Regions from separate parts of the Homo sapiens genome. Here region 2 is linked to region 1. A link is a contact called in ENCODE Hi-C or POLR2A ChIA-PET data. All regions are on one chromosome and are shown on one strand. Each heading gives the region's core, a stretch centred on a gene start or an enhancer-like site at or near the end of the contact. The rest is flanking DNA. Distances are from core to core; before and after follow the strand shown. Region 1 overlaps CDH3 (cadherin 3). Region 2 has its middle 15 kb from the start of CDH1.

What was found. Hi-C counts contacts between places; a loop is a spot of excess contacts on that map. ChIA-PET counts read pairs that join two places held with the same protein, here RNA polymerase II (POLR2A). Pooled maps may share reads with other maps.
Region 2: a loop to region 1 is called in a map of endothelial cell of hepatic sinusoid, with 5 times the contacts of the local background. The contact joins two enhancer-like sites. A Hi-C loop is called at or near these places in 1 of 168 maps with a recorded cell type or tissue (endothelial cell of hepatic sinusoid), 1 of 37 single-sample maps with no recorded cell type and 6 of 50 pooled maps. POLR2A ChIA-PET finds 5 or more read pairs at or near these places in 6 of 52 experiments (H1, HCT116, MCF 10A and 2 more).

The regions. Positions count from the first base shown.
Region 1 is chr16:68,665,486-68,671,979 of GRCh38, forward strand. All of the region lies in intron 2 of CDH3 (cadherin 3), which reads left to right. Among named protein-coding and RNA genes, the nearest start is that of CDH3-AS1, 23 kb to the left of the region's middle. Within about 2 kb of position 2,731, at least 3 of the 41 ENCODE cell types and tissues checked have a DNase peak (open chromatin) inside an H3K27ac peak, as active enhancers do.
Region 2 is chr16:68,719,096-68,725,589 of GRCh38, forward strand. It overlaps a transcript of CDH3 not described here. Among named protein-coding and RNA genes, the nearest start is that of CDH1, 15 kb to the right of the region's middle. RefSeq lists enhancers at 1,130-1,259, 4,502-4,646 and a cis regulatory region at 4,574. Within about 2 kb of position 2,508, at least 3 of the 41 ENCODE cell types and tissues checked have a DNase peak (open chromatin) inside an H3K27ac peak, as active enhancers do.

The DNA.
Region 1 (6,494 bases), core at 1,481-3,980:
TCCCATTTTAGAGACTGGAAATTAAGCAGCAATAAATGGCTTACATTTATTGAGTACTTACTGTTAAACAGTTTAGAGATTAAGTGATTGACGCAAGGCTGCAGAGCCAGTACACAGCACTTTTACCTACCAGACCCTTAATTGTTACCACAGCTGTCTCAGGTTGATCACTGGGATCTTTGTTCTGGCATGGTCCTTGAGGATGGTAGCCAGTGAGCCAGACAGCACACCTCATGCTGAGTCAGCCGCGTTCCAAACTCTCAGAGTGCCTAGTTTGGGTTTCACTCTGGGAGGGAAGACTCACCTCCTAAGGGTTATGAGGAACTTGATGAACACAGCAGAGCTTTCGTCAGCCAAAACTCCCCTGGAACTGCTTTCTCCACCCTCAACGACATGGGGTTGCCATATAATTTTTCTAGTCGGGGGAAAAACTCACATCAAATTCTGATTGAAAATCAAATACATGTTTACTGTGGAAAAACTGGAAGGCAAAATGGGGGCCTACCACCCATACGGGACCTTTGTCTTTTCAAAGGAATATTTGAAATCAATCATCCATTTCCCAATCTTTCCACCTGAGTCTTTGTTGAGGGTATCTGATCTGAGGCAGAGGGCCCGAGTCTGAATGATTTCACCACTCACTCTCCAGGCTTGCCTCCCCAGTATCCCAGCTTCCTCTTCTGCTTGGCTGGGTCAGAGAAGGGCTGCAAGCTGAGGCCCTCACACACCCCGTCAGCCCTATCTGTGAGAAGATCCAGGTCCAGGGGGCCTGTGTATAGATGGGTGCCATCCGCCAGGTGTAACTGCACTCCACCTGGGTTCTGTTGCCCTCCAAGAGCTGCTCTGCTTACAGCTCTGGGGAAAAAGGCCTGGACACCCAATAGGTGCACCCAGGGCTCTGGCAGGCCCTTGCAGAGCTGCCCCAAGCTTGCTAGGCAAGGGCAATGGGCCTCCCAGCATGCCCAGGGGTGGGTCCCAAGTGAATCCAGGAGCCCCAAGGCCTCTTGGGATCCCAGCATGTGCAGCCTCTTCCCCCCACCCCACTTTGCTGCCCTATGACCTCTCCCGTGGGTCTCCTCAAAACGGGTCTGGCTCACTGGCCACCATCTTGGTTTTCTTGTGCGTGGAAAATACTTGGTGACGGAGAGAGGCAGACCACAGCCTTGGCACCAGGGCTCAGCCCCTCTCTCTCTCTTCTTTTTGGTACAAGAATAAAACTATAAATATTTTATATAATAATTGTCAGCCTTATGCTATAAATGGCTTTATGACCTGCTTTTTTCCCCCCTCTGCAAAATACTTTTTCCTGGGTAGGTTTTCTTTTATAGTATTTAAGGCTGTAGATTAGGCATTTGGGTGACTGTGGCACAGCATAATTAACTGTTCTGTTGAGAGTTAGGTTGTTGAGACCTTTTTTTGCTTTTTTTCCCTATTAAGCAAGTCACGAACATCCTGGCAGGTATGGTTTTGTCACATCTGGGATGGTATCTTGGCACAATTCCTGGGTCAATGGGCTTGTTTAAGGCATTTTAATTTGCCAGAAAGGTTGTGCCAGTTAATATTCCCCCACCCCTAGCAATATATAGCAGCACCCGGTTCCCAACTGTGACACAGCACTTGCCCTTTTAATTTGTATTTCTTAGTTGGTGAACTTTTTTCTATATGTAGTTTTACTTAGGAAAAATGCCAGAATCTTTCTTCAAGTCACTTCCACCTACTTTTCCCCGGTGCCCTCTTATCCCAATCCCTTAACAGAAGGTAGTGATAGCTATAAGGACAAATTTGTTTGTTTTGTGAGCTAGGTATGTCCCTAAAGCAAGCTAGAATAGAAATTTCCTAGGCAATCTCTTCCCCCAACTCCCCAGGCTGCCTTTTGGCCACAATATGTTTAAGATGATGTTTTCCTTTTCCTCTAGTCAAAATACCCAGAGATCAGTAGGGAAATTGGTGGAGAGTGATCACTTGATGGACATTTTGTCTACGGAAAGATGGGTGGTTTTATTTTGCCAGAACATCCAGTAATGTTGGACATCAGGACCAGATAGCACCTCCAGGAAGAGACAAGCTCCTGACCTTCAAGGGTATTCCCTTGGGAGTATGGAGGTGTCTAGGCAAATTCCAACCTAAAAGCAGGCCTGGAACATAAGAGGAATGAGTTCTTAGCCCAGCATCCATCAATTCTTATAAGTCTATTTAAAAAGCTTTCTTTTCCCAATAGCTCTAGTACCCCAGGGACCAAACTCTTCTTGCCCAAGTTTTATTAGTGGCGCCAGTTCAGGACCCGAGGCCAGGCTTGGCAGGATGATCTTTAGAGAGGAGCTTTGAACATAGGCCAGAGACTCCTGGTTTCCATTGGATGTCTTCTATCGAGTGCAGATACATAGAGCTCTGGCTTTTTTGTTGTTAATTTCTCTTTTTATTTATTTTTACCTATAATGTGTCCTATGATATTAATTGTTAATTTCTCTAGAAGCAGCCTCAGGTTACTGATTCCCTTTTTCCCTTCCCCGACAGTATTTTAGGGAATGTACATTTAGGCTCAGTGCTAAAAGCTGTCCATTTATATTGGTAGAGCAGGCACCTCTTCATCAGGTTCATTGACCTTGTAATTCAGAATCCTTGTGGGAGAAACTGAGGCTAATGCGGTCAAATGACTGTCTGAAGCCCTGGATGGGTGTGGAAGAAAGAGCTATGTTTAGGCTTTCATTTTCCAGCCTTAAATTCTGAACTATTGCCCCATGTGCTCATCATCAAGTTGCCCCAGAAAGAGTTTGATGCAAGCCCATTCATGCCCCCGTGATTTGGCCAAGATGTGTGGCCTTGTGGAACCATGCTGCAGTTAGGAACAGGAGTCAGTTTACTTCGCTGACTATTAAAAGATGGGGTAAAGGAGGGATGAGTGATGATGAGACCTGGTTTCGTATCAGTTTCATTATGAAACTAGTGATACAAGCCAGTGGTGCCAGGAAGCATCTGGGAGGAAATTGTAATGATCTGCCCCAGGGCTTACCATTTACTATGTCTTGACTCATAGCTTGCAGAGAAGACTACTCATGTTCCTACATGTGCCTAGCAAGTTTCCCTAGAAAGGCCAGCTTTTTCATGAAATCTCCGTCTTCTGCTTCCTCTGGTAAACCACAGAGGACCCCTACAAAACAGCCCTCTCCAAATGCAGACTGAGCCAGTTCCCTATTGTGCCCTCTGGTCCCATGTGTCACCATCTTTGATCAGCTTCATCCGTTGAGTAAAGCATACAGCTGTAGCTAACTTCTTCCCACTTTGAGAGAGAATTTTTCGATGGTATACATAGAAAGAGGCCAGGATGTGGATGTCAGAAGCCTAGGTTAATTGTAAGTAGTCTAAGGTACCTTTTTATTGAGAGCTTACCTTACTTACTCTGGGCCAGGCACAGTATTCAGTGCTGTTTGAACACTATCCCATTTAATCTTCCTAATAACCTGATGAGGTAGGTATTGTTTCATTTTCCAGATGAGGAAACTGAGCTTCTATATAATCATACAATTTGCCCAATCATGTGATAGATAAGTGACATTATAGGGATTGGAATCCAAGTCTTCTGGACTCCAAATTTCGTATTCTTCATTATTTCCCTGCCTTCAGGATTTGAAACCTGATCTTGCTGCTTCCTGGGGCAGTTCAACCCCTGGCAGCCTCTTGTTTCCTGAGTTGTCAGATTGGGAGAAGTAATACCACATTGCAGGTTATTTTGTGAGGATTTGGGTAGGAAAACACTTAGCTGGGTATCCTGAGCAGAGTGGGTGTTTGAAGCTTATTCCTATCAGTCTGGACCATTGCCCCTTGGTTGTGCTCTGTACCCAACTCAAAGCAGTTTAGAGCTGATGGGGCCAGCTCCTCAGATGTATCTGGAATATGCACCCTGAGTGGGAGGCACATACACCTATAATACATGACCGTTGGCTTCCCCTTGATTATTGACACTGTCCCTTCTACAAATAGATGCACAGCCCAGATACTGTGCTACAAATATGTGGAACCATGTAACAGTGGAAATATGCCAGAAGACAGGGTAGTAGAGTGAGTTGTACACTCTAGTGGGAAGCAGATTTTGTAGACAGCGGGAAGAGGATTTCTAGCTCCTGGTGGGGTGGCGGGGGGGGTGGGCGGTAGCAGCTCTCAGAGTTTTGGGGATTAAGTCTTCTGAGTAGTAGGGGAGTCAATCCATTAGCCTCCTTCTGGGTTACCTGGTGGGAGAGGATTGGAGTCATTGAGTCTCTCCTTAAAGGAAATAATTGACAGAATTGTCTGGTTAGCCCTTTACTGGCTAAAGATCTTCCCTTAGGAAGAGGGCTGTTTTAGGATTGAGAAAAGTGGCCAGGCACAGTGGCTCATGCCTGTAATCCCAGCACCCTGGGAGGCCAAGGTGGGAGGGTCACTTGTGCCCAGGAGTTCTAGACCAGCCTGGGAAACAGCAAGACCCTGTATCTACCAAAAAAATAAAAGTGACCTTTAGTCACTCACTTTGGGAGGCCAAGGTGGGTGGATCACTTGAGTTTGAGACCAGCCTGACCAACATAGTGAAACCCTGTCTCTACTAAAAATACAAAAAATTAGCCGGGCCTGGTGGCGGGCGCCTGTAGTCCCAGCTACTCGGGAGGCTGAGGCAGGAGAATGACGTGAACCTAGAAGGCGGAGCTTGCAGTGAGCCGAGATTGCGCCACTGCACTCCAGCCTGGGCAACAGAGCAAGACTCTGTCTCAAAAAAAAAAAAAAAAAAAAAGAACATCATTAGTACTTAAGTAGTTCTTGAATGAATGCTGCATTGACGAACCTGGCTTTAGAACCTGACCACCCTGGGTTCTCATTCTAATTCCAAGCTGTTCGACCTTTGGCTAGTCATCTCACCGCCACCACCCCTCACCCCCAGCCCTAGTTTCCTCATGTGGTAAATGGTGGGTAATGGTCTGTAAGGTTCTGGGGGTCTACACATTCCCGGTTGGGGTTTATTTTTCTTGAAATGGTTTTGCTCTGTCTCCAGCTGGGGTGCAGTGGCAAGAGCATGGATCCCTGTAACCTCGACCTCCTGGGCTCAAGGTATCTTCCCACCTCAGTTACCTAAGCAGCTGGGACTACATCATGGTTTGGAGTTTCAACTTGTACGTTACTCATGATGGTTCTGTGAAGTGTAATATCCATCTTCCAAATGAGAAAGCATAAATACCTAATAAGTTAATTCAAGTTCTACATCAGCAGTGATATTTCCAATTAATGGATTCTTGAGGGACTTTCACAGGGTCTTCAGCCCAGCTTTAAATAATACTGAATCAGCCTGGCACAGTGGCTCATGCCTGTAATCCCAGCACTTTGGGAGGCCAAAGCGGGTGGATCGCTTGAGGCCAGGAGTTCGAGACCACCCTGGCCAACATGGTGAAACCCTGTCTCTACTAAGAATACAAAAATTAGCTGGGCGTGGTGGTGCACTCCTGTAGTCCCAGCTACTCAAGAGGCTGAGGCAAGAGAATCGCTTGAGCCCGGGAGGTGGAGGTTGCAGTAAGCTGAGATTACACCACTGCACTCCAGCCTGAGTAACAGAGCGAGACTGTGTCTCAAAAAAACAAAAACAAAAAAGTAGTACATAAATATTATCTATTAATAGTAATTTAGAAGGGGAGGGATTTTAGATTGATGTACTTTTTTTTTTTTTTTTTAAGAGACAGGGTCTAGCTATATTGGCCAGGCTGGACTCAAACTCCTGGGCTCAAGCAATCTGCCCACCTCAGCCTCCCAAGTAGCTGGTACTACAGGTGCCTGCCACCATGCCCAGCTGAGATTTGATGCCCACTTGCTAGGTTTGCCATAACAAAGTGCCAGGTACTGGGGTGGCTTAAATAACAGAAATTTATTTTCTTATAGTTCTGGCTTGTAGATGGACAACTTCTCCCTGTGGCTTCACATAGTCTTCCCTCTGTAACTACCTGTGTCCAAACCAAACTTCTTCCTCTTCTAAAGATACCAGTCATGCTGGATTAGGGCCTAGCCTAATGAGTTCATTTTACCTTTTTTTTTTTTTTTTTTTGAGATGGATCTTGCTCTGTTGTCCAGGCTGGAGTGAGGTGGTGCGATCTCGGCTTACTGCAACCTCTGTCTCCTGGGTTCAAGCGATTCTCCTGCCTCAGCCTCCCGGGTAGCTGGGACTACAGGCGCAGGCCACCATGCCCAGCTAATTTCTGTATTTTTAGTAGAGACGGGATTTTACTATGTTGGCCAGGCTGATCTCAAACTCCTGACCTCAGGTGATCCGCCCATCTTGCCCTCCGAAAGTCCTGGGATTACAGGCGTGAGATACCATGCCTGGCTGACTTCATTTTACCTTAATTACCTCTTTAAGGTCCCTGTCTTCACATTTAATGGCCATTTTAGGTACCAGTGGTTAGGACTTCAACATAAGAATTTTGGAGGGACACAACTCGTGTTAAGGGAAAACTTGGACCTGCAGAAAAATTGAGAAAATAAGT
Region 2 (6,494 bases), core at 1,258-3,757, 53 kb after region 1:
GCTGGGCGTGGTGGTGCACGCCTGTAATCCCAGCTACTTGGGAGGCTGAGACAGGGAGAATTGCTTGAACCCAGGAGGTGGAGGTTGCAGTGAGTGGAGATTGTGCCATTGCACTCCAGCCTGGGCAAAAAAGAGTGAGACTCCGTCTCAAAAAAAAAGAAAAAAAAAAAAGATAAAAAACGAACTATGAACTACAGACATACACAACAATATGCTCAAAAGCATTTTGCTAAGTGAAAGAAACATATACAACAGGCCACATACTGTATGATTCCATTTATATGACAATCTAGAAAAAGCAAAACTCTGGGGACAGAAAAGGGCCCAGTGGTTGTCGGGGACCAGGAATGAGGGGTGTGGTCATCTACAAGGGCACAGGGGGATTTTTTGGCATGATGGAACTGTTCTTTTTTTTTTTTTTTTTTTTTTTGAGAGGGAGTCTCGCTCTGTCACCCAGGCTGGAGTGCAGTGGCGCCATCTTGGCTCACTGCAACCTCTGCCTCCCGGGTTCAAGCAAAATTCTCCTGCCTCAGCCTCCCAAGTAGCTGGGACCTCAGGCACACACCAGCTAATTTTTGTATTTTTATTAGAGACGGGGTTTCACCATATTGGCCAGGCTGATCTCAAACTCCTGACCTCGTGATCCGCCCATCTTGGCCTCCCAAAGTGCTGGGATTGCAGGCGTGAGCCACCACACCCAGAGATGGAACTGTACTACATCTTGATTATAGTGGTGGATATACAACTGCTTGTGTCTGTCAAAACTCACAGAACTTGGCCAGATGCAGTGGCTCATGCATGTAATCCCAACACTTTGGGAGGCTGAGGAGGGAGGATCCCTTGAGCCTAGGAGTTCAAGACCAGCCTGGGCAACATAGTGAAACCTCTTCTCTACAAAAAATGAACAAAATTAGCCAGGCATGGTGGCATGCCCACCTGTGGTCCCAGCTACTTGGGAGGCTGAGGTGGGAGGATCTCTTGAGCCCAGGAGGTCGAGGCTGCAGTAAGCCATGATCACACCACTGCATACCAGCTTGGGTGCCAGAGTGAAACCCTGTCTCAAGAAAAAACTCCAAACCAAACCAAAACAAAAAACCTCACAGAACTGAATCCCAAAAAGTGTGAATTTTACCATATGCAAACTAATTTTTTTTAACATGAGGGGAGGCTAAAAAAAAAAAAGAGAAAGAAAGAGAGCGTGAGATCTGTGAAATTCTGGGTAGCAAGGGAATTCCCCATGCATACCCTGAATCAGATCTTTGCAGAACCTCTTAAAATCTAAAGTTTGTCAAGCCCAGCCTGACAGCTGTGTCTGGGACTTGCTGGTGACCTTGGGCAAGTACCTTTGCCTCCCAGAAACATAGTTTCTTAGCCCAGAAAGGGAAGAGAGAGCTCTAAACATCTCTAACAAGGCACAGACATCTATTGAGCACTGAGTCACTGCCAGGCTACCCATACATGTGTTTTTTCACATCAGAAGGGTAGGGCAAGACAATAGTGTTTTAAATGTTCTTTATTAAGTCTTTTTTTTTTTTTTTGAGATGGAGTCTCGCTCTGTTGCCCAGGCCGGAATGCAGTGGCACGATCTCAGTTCACTGCAACATCTGCCTCCCAGGCTCAAGCGATTCTCCTGCCTCAGCCTCCCAAGCCCGAGTAGCTGGGATTACAGGAGCCTGCCACCACGCCGACTAATTTTTGTATTATTAGTAGAGATGGGTTTTACCATGTTAGCCAGGCTGGTCTCGAACTCTTGACCTCAAGTGATCCACCCTCCTCGGCCTCCCAAAGTGCTGGGATTACAGGCATGAGCCACCATGTCAGGCCTTTATTGAGCATTTAGATGTATTAAGCACTTTGCAGGTATTAGTTCATTTCATCCTTATACCACTCCTAGATGGTAGGAACTAGCACTACCTCTATTTTACTAATTGACAAGAACCTAGGTGCGCAGAGGTTTCATAAATTGTCAAGGTCAACATAGCCCAGTATCCCCAGTATTTGATCCAGCCCTCTCATTTCAGGGCCCATGCTCCTAATCATCATACTAAATCATGTGACATTCCTGGAGACAAGCTGTGTGACATCCTCTCAGCATCTCAGTGTTCCTGGACCTTACCCTTTATGCAGTTTAGTCTTTTTTTTTTTTTTTTTTTTGAGATGGAGTCTCGCTGTTGTCGGCCTGGGCTGGAGTGCAGTAGCACGATCTCGGCTCACTGCAACCTCTGCCTCCCAGTTTCCAGCAATTCTCCTGCCTCAGCCTCCCGAGTTGCTGAGATTACAGGTGTCTGCCACCAGGTCTGGCTAATTTTTGTATTTTTAGTAGAGACGGGGTTTCACCATATTGGCCAGGCTGGTCTCGAACTCCTAACCTCAGATGATCAACCCGCCTTGGCCTCCCAAAGTGCTGGGATTAAAGGCATGAGCCACCGCACCCGGCCACAGTTCAGTCTTTTAACTGCGGGTACTCAGCAGTTAGGGATTACAGGTGTGAGCCACTATGCCCAGCCCCTTCCCTGCTCTTGGGTCTAACCTCCTGCCTCTCCCTTCTTGGCTAGACTAAGCTCTTCTCCCTTCTGGGCCTTTGCCCAGGTGGTGACTTCTGCCAGAAACACTGGTTAACTCAGCTTAAATGTCACTTTGCTCCCCATCATATTTCTGAAACTCCGTCTCAAAACAAAATAATAATACATAATTGTTAAGATCATCCTTGTTGGCCAGGCGTGGTGGCTCACGCCTGTAATTCTAGCACTTTGGGAGGCTGAGGCGGGCAGATCACTTGACGTCAGGAGTTCGAGACCAGCCTGGCCAACATGGTGAAACCCTATCTCTACTAAAAATACAAAAGTTAGCTGGGTGTGTGGCGGGTGCCTGTAACTCCAGCTACTCAGGAGACTGAGGCAGGAGAATTGCTTGAACCTGGGAGGCAGAAGTTGCAGTGAGCCGAGATGGCACTACTGCACTCCAACCTGGGTGATAAGCAAGACTACCAACAACAACAACATCAACAACAACAAAAGGATTATCCTTGCTTATTGCTCTGGGTTGTAAATCCTTGGGTTGTAAATCCCTGGCTCCCTTGTCTGTTTATTCCATCAGATCAAAAGCTTCTTCAGGATAGGGAGGGGCCCCTGTCACCAGCCAAGCATTTGTGCATGCTAGGTGCCAGTGAGTGTTTATTGAATGAATGAATGAATGAATGAACGAGTGAGTGAGTGAGTTAATGTGGCCTGAAAAGTTGGACAGTTACTCTGGAGAATTATAGATGCCTCGTCCTGTATCTGGACTCTGGAATTTTCTAGGCCTCATTGGAACCCTTGTCCTTTGCCCAGGTTTTATTGCTCTGCAGGTCTCCACCCTGGCAGGAAGCTCTTGCCACCGGCTACAGTCTGGATCCAGCCTGGCCAGTTCCACCTTTCCCACCTACAACACCTGGCAAGACCAAGACACAGCCCTTCCACAAATACATGAGTACATGAGCACGTGGGGTGGACAAGCCATCCAATCAGTCCTCACTGACTCTGGTAAGGGAACAAACTTCTCCCAGTTTACCTGGGATTTTCATGGTTTTAGCACTGAAAGTCTTACACCCCCAGAGACCCAGGATCCCAGACAAATAGGGGCAGTTGGTAGCACCGGGTTTGTTGGGTCATCTTTGTGGACAGTGGAGGGAGTGGGACCTTCAACACAGATTTATTTATTTATTTATTTTTTGAGACGGGTTTCGCTCTTGTTGCTCAGGCTGGAGTGGAATGGAATGGCGTGATCTCGGCTCACTGCAATCTCTGCCTCCCAGGTTCCAGGGATTCTCCTGCCTCAGCTCCCTGAGTAGCTGGGATTACAGGCACCCACCACCAGGCCCGGCTAATTTTTGTATTTTTAGTAGAGACACGGTTTCACCACGTTGGCCCAGCTGGCTTTGAAATCCTGACCTCAGGTGATCCGCTGCCTCTATTACTTTTTTTTTTTTTTATCTTTTAGAGATAATATTTGACATATAAAGAGAATAAATGTATCACATATATAAATTATAAAGTATAATAATATAGCGAATAATTATGAACTCACCACTCAGCCCAATTCTCCTTCTCCAGAGAAGTACTTGTTAGAAGATGAGGAATTTAATGTCCTTCTCAAGCTTCCTGGCTTCCCTCTCAAGCAATTCCCAATTTTTAATAGTTATATATTATTCATAACATTTACATTTTGTTCTATAGCTATAATTAAATCTTCTGTACTTTGTCTGGAGGTTGAGTCTAAATACTGAAAAGCAATAAACAGCATCATGATTCCGTAAACACCCCTTGCTTGAGAACTCCTGGTCCCCAAAAGGAAAAAATGGGATCCTGTGCAGTGCCAGTTTTCAATCTCAAGAAGCTCAATATCATGGTTCTTAGAGGCAGAAGAGATCTCAAGCCTCCTTCTAGCTAACTGAGTCATTTTACAGAAGATAAATTGAGAGTTAGAGAAGGAAATAAATTTTGCTTCAAGTCATAAGACTCGTCAATTCCTTACACTATGTTCTGGCCTCCTCCTGGGATTTCGTAAATAAATGAGGCCAGACACGGTGGCTCACGCCTGTAATCTCAGCACTTTGGGAGGCCAAGGTGGGTGGATCACTTGAGTTTGAGACCAGCCTGGCCAACATAGCAAAACCCTGTCTCTACTGAAAATACAAAAATTAGCCGGGTGTGAGGCCGGGCGCGGTGGCTCACGCCTGTAATCCCAGCACTTTGGGAGGCCGAGGTGGGTGGATCACAAGGTCAGGAGATCGAGACCATCCCGGCTAAAACGGTGAAACCCCGTCTCTACTAAAAATACAAAAAATTAGCCGGGCATAGTGGCGGGTGCCTGTAGTCCCAGCTACTTGGGAGGCTGAGGCAGGAGAATGGCGTGAACCCGGGAGGCGGAGCTTGCAGTGAGCCGAGATCGGGCCACTGCACTCCAGCCTGGGCGACAGAGCGAGACTCCGTCTCAAAAAAAAAAAAAAAAAATTAGCCGGGTGTGGTGGCGCACACCGTAATCCCAGCTACTTGGGAGGCTGAGGCAGGAGAATCGCTTGAACCTAGGAGGTGGAGGTTGCAGTGAGCCAAGACTGCGCCACTGCACTCCAGCCTGGGCGACAGAGCAAGACTCTGTCTCAAAAAAGTAAATAAAAATAAATAAATGATGTTAGCTGCAAAGTCCCTTTTTTGAAGGGAATTTAGACTATATAGACTTTACATCAAGGATTCAAGGACCTACAGCTGGGCACATTGGCTCACACCTGTAATCCCACCAGTTTGGGAGGCCAAGGAAGGAGGATCACTTGAGACCAGGAGTTCAAGACCAGCCTGGGCAACATAGTGAGCACCTGACTGTACAGAAAATAAAAAATTAAAAACTTAGCCAGGCATGGTGGCACATACCTGTTAGTCTCAGCTACTCGGGAGGCTGACGCAGGAGAATCACTTGGGCCCAGGAGTTCAAGGTTGCAGTGAGCTATGATCCCACCACTGCATTCCAGCCTGAGCAACAGAGGCGAGACCCTATTATTTAAAAAAAAAAAAAATGGTCTCGAGACCTGTCAATTCCCCACACTACGTTGTCTGGCCACCTCCTGGGATGTGATACATGAATAAATAAATGGTGTTAGCCACAAAGTCCCTTTTTTTGAAAGGGAATTAATCTATATGGATGTCACATCAAGGATTCAACGGGCATACACTAAGAAAATGAAGTATTTTAATGACAGCAGGTAAAATCAGAGAGCCCTTTGTCTCCAAACATCTTTGGTGTGGGGCTAGGCTGAACTTGGCAGGGAGTGGTTTCATTGGCTGCCGAGCCAGCAGAGGGTTGGTTGGGGAAGGGTTTATCTCTCCGTCCCAAGTAGACAGAGTTCTGGCACCTGATTCCCTTGCTCTGAGAAGAGGGTGGGGCCTTCTTTGCTTGGAAGCGGGGGACAGGAAGCAACAGGTCCCTGGGCCTCCACAGTTATGAACTGCAGCACCTTATCTATTGTTCTTGAGATGCCAGGTCCAAAGGTATCTGAGCAGTGGGAGGACACCCAGTCAGCCACAGGGCTCCATGACAGCAGCCCCACTTTCCAGGGGGCTTAACTCACTCCACTTAAGTTGGAGGGGCCTGCTGCCCATGGACTTGGTTCAGGAAAAATCTTGTCCCCTGAGTAATGTGGAATATGGAAATAATAGTTCACGTTGATTTGCACTCCCGTCTGCCATGTTTAGTTAGGTTATTTCACCCAATTCTTTTTTTTTTTGAGACAGAGTCTCACTCTGTCGCCCAGGCTGGAGTGCAGTGGCCCGATCTCGGCTCACTGCAAGCTCTGCCTCCAGGGTTCACGCCATTCTCCTGCCTCAGTCTCCGGAGTAGCTGGGACTACAGGCGCCCGCCACCACGCCTGGCTAATTTTTTGTATTTTTAGTAGAGACGGGGTTTCACCATGTTAGCCAGGATGGTCTCGATCTCCTGACCTCCTGATCCACCCGCCTTGGCCT